Regions from separate parts of the Homo sapiens genome. Here region 2 is linked to region 1. The links are chromatin loops, found by intact Hi-C in ENCODE. Cell type or tissue: IMR-90. All regions are shown on one strand. Links, peaks and the distances in the headings refer to the core of each region. The heading gives the core; the rest is flanking DNA. Region 1 overlaps CASC15 (cancer susceptibility 15). Region 2 overlaps CASC15 (cancer susceptibility 15).

Region 1 (2,925 bases), core at 129-2,628:
AGTTTCTCAAAAATTTTAGTCAAATGGCTCTGTAGCATTTTATTTATTTTATTTATGCCCTGCTGTTTGCCAACTCTCAAACTCTATGTTGTCTTATATTTTAATTTCTTTTTCCTTTTTTTTTTTTTTTTTTTTTTTTTTTGGAGACAGGTTCTCACTCTGTCACCCAGGCTGGAGTACAGCGGTATGATCATGGCTCACTGCAGCCTCGACCTCCAAGGCTCAAGCTATCCTCCCACCTCAGCCTCCCATGTAGCTAGGATTACAGGCACATGCCACCACGCCTGGCTAATTTTTTTAAAAAGTTTTTTTGTAGAGACTGGGCATGGTGGCTCATGCCAGTAGTCCCAGCATTTTGGGAGGCTGAGGTGGGAGGATCACTTGAGCCCAGGAGTTCCAGACCAGCCTGGGTAACATTATGAGACCCTGTCTCCACAGAAAAAATTAATTTTTAAAAAAATTATTTGGGCATGGTGGCATGTGCCTGTAGTCTGGGCTACTTGTGAGCCTTGACGGGAGGATTGCCTGAGCCCAGGAAGTCTAGGTGGCAGTGAGACATGATCGTGCCACTGCACTCCAACCTGGGTGACAGAGCAAGAACCTTTCTCAAAGAATAGAAAAAAGAATTTAATTTCTTAGAATTTCAATTCTATTAAAAATCATTTAACATATAGGTGTTTTGCAGTTTATATAAACAGTTTCTTATGCAAATTCCAGATAATTCTGTATTGGGGGGATCAGTTATAGATTAGTAAATGTACACATATGTATTTAAATTGTGCAAAATGAATATTACTAAGCTTTATTTGCAGGTTGGGCCTTCAGTGGCCACCACCTCTGAGTCCTGTTTCACATTGAAAACAACCGATAGAGCACACAGAAGATTCTCCCTGAAGGGGGAGAAGGTGCAATCCGTGCAGTTCTAAAGTCTTGCCAAATGACTCTAGAGCCAGTTATTGAGCTGGGGGTGAGGGTGAGAGAATCACTAGTGAGCTGATTTTGCAATTTTTATATTTGTAACCAGTTACCTAGTAAGCACATGAGAAATTTAGGCCAGGCACGGTAGCTCACGCCTATAATCCCAGCACTTTGGGAGGCCGAGGCAGGTGGATCACCTGAGGTCACAAGTTTGAGATCAGCTTGGCCAACATGGTGAAACCCCGTCTCTACTAAAAATACAAAAAAATTAGCCGGGCATGGTGGGCACCTGTAATCCCAGCTCCTTGGGAAGCTGAGGCAGGAAAATTGCTTGAACCCAGGAGGTGGAGGTTGCAGTGAGCCAAGATCATACCATTGCACTCCAGCCTGGGTGGCAGAGTGAAACTCCATCTCAAAAAAAAAAAAAAAAAAAAAAAGAAACTTAAACAAAGACAAGAAAAGAAAACTCTATTGAATATTAGAAGTCCTCCTTATATCATACTTTGCTGTTCATCATTGTTGAGTAACTGGAAGACAGCAATAATAATAATCTCAGTGCTTGTAAAGTGGTCCATACCTGTAATCTCTTTCAAAGAAAAAGTAAATTAGTTTCACAAATTAGCTTAAAGATTATTGCTGGGTTATTAGTGTTGCTACTGTTTTTACAAAAGGCCATTCATCAGGGAAGGCCAAATTCTGAGCCTTCTCCAATCCTGTAGATCTCTGCCAAGAGCCACATGTGGCCACGGAGTGAGGGTTTGACATGTGACTAGTCTACATTGCAAAATACACACCAGAATTCAGACTTCGTACAAGATATGGAATGTAAAATATCTCGGTAATTTTATATTGATGACGTACTGAAATATTTTGGTTTAAACGAAACATTATTAAAATTAATTTCCCTTGTTTCTTTTTGCATTTTTTATGTGGCTCCTAGAAGTTTTAAACTTCTTGATATGGTTTGCACTTGAGACCCATGTTACATTTCTCTTGGACTGCACTGGGCTAGCCCAGTCAGAGAAAAAAGTAGAGAAGAGTAAGCAGAACTCACAACAATCATTACAGGGAACACAGTCCTTGTCCTGGATATTCCATTCCTCAAAGTGATATGGGAACTTTGATATGAAGAAACTATGAATGGCTAACTTTCTTTCTAATAGACAAGTCTTTTAAAAGCATCAACTTATTAAATTACATCTACGGCTTTGAGGTGGTAACAGATGAATTGTGTAAATAGGGCATTACACATAAAAATTATCAATAGATGGTAGACTGTTTGGGGTGTGTTTTGGCTGACAAGTGATACAGACAAAATAATTACGCACTCATAGCCACAATTCAAAACCACTTGGCAAATGGTCTAGTTTAGTGGTTGGCAAACTGTGGCATGGGAACCAAATCCAGCCTGACACCTGTTTTATAAAAAATAAAGTTTTATTGGAACACAGCCGTAGCCTTTCACTTCCATATTGTCTATGGCTGCTTCTGTACTAAAATAGCAGAGTTGAGTAGTTGTGAAAGAGATCATATAGCCTGTAAAGCCTAAAATATTTACTATCTGGACCTTTACATAAAAAGGTTTCTGATGCCTGGTCCATGGTTAACACTAAAGTAAGAGTGGTTCTTTTAAGTCGGATCACGTCTTTGCTCTGCTCAAACTTCGTGACTGTCTTCCCAGCTTAGAGTGAACAAGGAAAAACAGTCAGACCTCATAGCAATCAGCTTCTGGCGCTTCCTGCCCTGCCCCAGGGGGTCTCCTTGCTGGTCCTAGAATATGCCAAACAAGCACGTACTTCAAAGTCTTTCTCCTTATGGCTCCCAGGTCCCCTCCTTCACCTCCTTCAGGTCCTTGTGCAAGTATCAGTGATTGCTGTATACAAAATAGCTGCCTCCTCCCCTTTGCTGCTTTGTATTTCTCTGTAGCACTGATCAGTAACTGGCCTACCATAAAATTCACTTCTCTGTTTACTCTTTTTCCTCCAACTAAACTCCACCAGAACAGGC
Region 2 (2,925 bases), core at 205-2,704, 57 kb before region 1:
ATCCTGACCTCAGCGCCATCTTCTGTAAAATAGAAGAGGTCTCTGAGTGTCTAGGCTCTCTGCCCATATGTCAGAAAGGAGGCATGTTTTTTGGCTTTTGAAGATCCCCTGCTTTCAACAAGTAAGCTATCCAAGCAGCGTATGATCCTGGAGATCCACAAGTCATATTGTATCTTAGTTTCTCTCATTCTTAAAAGCTTCATGGCAAAGACCCTAGTGCAACAATATTGTCTCAGTCTCAAATCCCTTTCTGGGCATCAGGCAGAGGGCTCTCAAGCCAAGACCCTGGGCTTCAGTAGCAGTGGGAATGCAGCACTTCAATGAGCCTGAAAAAAAAAGCCACAGCTATATGATGCACACATAGTACAGACATAGTGATGTGGAGATGGACTGGTGCCTTTTGATGTTTGCAAAATATACCTAGGTAGCAAATTGTTACATAATTAAGTGCCCAATGGCATTTGATATGAACAAAAGTTGTAAACATTAGCTTATTGTAACCAATAAAATAGAGATTCTAAAATGCAATTAGCACAAATGACCACATCTCCATTCAAGTAGCAAGGCAGACTTTTAGAGGAAACCTTAAAATAATTAAAGTGGCCACGTTCAGGATGCCAAATGCATACAGATATATCACTGGCTGCTAAAGCAGTAAAGCTTTCTCAGGCAAAGAGGAGGCACGCTTATGCCCAAGGTTAGATTGAGTGTCTTATTGAAGTACAGCACCCCCTCCGCCCCCACTGCATTTGATGGCCTTTTCTGCAGGTTCCTCCAAGATCAGTGCTATAGTATTATGGTGTCTATAGGATGTAGGTATATGGAAGGGAGGAAAAGGACGGCAGAACTGGAAAGAAAAGATGTTCATTTTTTACTCCATTAGACTCAATGCATGCTTTATGTAGAATTCATCCCATAAGGTCAAAAATCTAATTAGGCTTTATTTTAAAAGCTCTGAAACATGCAATAAATCACATGTGATTTTTTTCATATGAGCTGTGACTCAATGATTGAATTTATGTTCATGAAAATAGTTCAGCTTACATTAAACACTGGTTCCTGATACTCCCTTTCCCAAAACACACAAACACACACACACTCACTCACTCACAGTTTATATATAAATAGATATGTGTATGTTTTATTGAGATTATAAAGTTATAAAGTATATCTAACTGTACAAGTATGCAAAATTATACATATAGAAGATAGTATCTGCATAGATAACTTATCTTAATAGAGTTGGCTTAATTTTTGATACTCTGTATTCAAGGACAAAGATTTGTTATTACTGAGGATACTGAAAAGAATCTCTTTTTTCAGAATCTAAGGAAAATTTAAAAATAATTATTCAAATATGTTGATGTAGTGACATAAATGTAGCACCTCTTCATATGACTTCTTTGAAAGGAGAAACTTTTGTTTATACGAGTATACTAAAAAGGCCAAAATGATCTTAATACTTTTAGGTTACTGAGGCTGCAAAAAGACGTATTGATCAGTAAGCGGATTATCAGGTGTAGTTAAATGTAAAGTGTAAAACCCTGGGAAAAGAGTAAATCTACTAATACTGGACAATTAGTACTACATGTTAGGTACTGCTCTGAGCACTTCGCATTTACTGAGTTAGGCACTATTTCAATCTCCATTTTATAGATGAGAAAAGTGCAGCAACAGAGAAGTTCAATAACCACGAAGGCCACACAGCTAACACATGGGAGAGCCAGGCTGCATATTCAGGTAGTGAGGCTCCACAATTCTTGCCCCAGAGTCCATTACTCTGCCTTGTATCTCTTCCTTCTTTTTCTCTTCTCCCACCTGACCCCTAACACCCAAAACCATATCAAAGGCAGATCCCTCTCTTGAATCTGCTCAGGCCTCATAGTTAGTGTCCATGATACAGAACCAGGCTTTCTAAAGGAGTTTTAGAAACATTTTATCTAATTGTTATAACAACTCTGCCAGTGTGCTGTTATTCTCCTTTGACAGATGAAGAAACTGAAACCCACAGAGATGAAGTAACATCCTCAAGATCAAAAGGTAACAAACGATTGAGGCAGGATTTGGATATTGCTCTACATGACGGGAAAGCCTGTGCTCTTGGAATTACAGTCATAGTACAACAGATCAAGTTCAAAGCATCATCTAAGTCAAGGAAAACCAGTAAAGAGGTTTGGAGAGACAAACAGGGTCAACTCCAGGCATTTGGGTCAGCAGAAACGGCACGATTGAGCAGCACTGTGACTATAGGATCATGGATCAGAGGCTGCTTCCTCTTTGGTTCTGGGCATCAGCCTCATGTCCACTCAAAGTAAGTGGCCCCTCTGATTGGAATCGGAGGTGCCTGGGTCATCTCACAGAGCCAAACAAATACAATTAGCTATTGCAAAGCCTTTTGGGAATTATTCCCAGTGTAAATAAACACATAACCATATAGCAAGAGCCTTGATAAAGTCCAAAAACATGCAAACTTGGAGTATCTAAGAGAAAAGACCACAATGTAAATGAAAAACCAAATAAACTCGGGCAAACCATAGGATAGGGCCCTGTCTGTGATGGCCTGCATATGATGAGCCATAGAAAAAGGATGGTGAATTCTGGATAATAAGAAATGTCAATGAGATGCAAGAACCACCTGTTTTATGTAAAGCTCCAAATAACCAGATCACAGTGGACAGCCACTCAAATAATGCCTTCATAATACAGAGTATTATTGAGAATAACTCAGTTCACAGAGAGCTTAAGGCAGCCAATATTTGATAGCCTGTCAGAAAAAAACAGAACAGTAATTATAGAAAAGAATCATATCCTCGGAAAAACAAAAATTAATCAAACTAAGTTTGTAAAGTCTATCTTACAGACACATTGTCTGGACTGGTCCTCTCAAAAATACTGTTTTTTTTTAATGCCAATTTGTTTAGTTAA

The links. Peaks named below come from ENCODE experiments on the same cell type or tissue, not always from the same donor. Only the 100,000 strongest peaks of a DNase experiment are listed, where the experiment ranks them.
Region 2: it touches region 1 in a loop (2.5-fold over the local background); 2 of 110 quality-filtered maps call a loop at or near these places.

Annotation. Positions count from the first base shown.
Region 1 is chr6:22,078,732-22,081,656 of GRCh38, reverse strand. All of the region lies in intron 8 of CASC15 (cancer susceptibility 15), which reads right to left. Among named protein-coding and RNA genes, the nearest start is that of NBAT1, 67 kb to the left of the region's middle. In IMR-90, for the core only: no CTCF peak of the experiment used is centred there; a DNase peak (open chromatin) is centred at 1,676.
Region 2 is chr6:22,135,734-22,138,658 of GRCh38, reverse strand. The region is part of intron 9 of CASC15 (cancer susceptibility 15); the gene reads right to left. It overlaps NBAT1 (neuroblastoma associated transcript 1), which reads left to right. Exons shown (of 3, transcript NR_034143.1): 3 at 1,990-2,925. Among named protein-coding and RNA genes, the nearest start is that of NBAT1, 10 kb to the left of the region's middle. In IMR-90, for the core only: no CTCF peak of the experiment used is centred there; no DNase peak of the experiment used is centred there.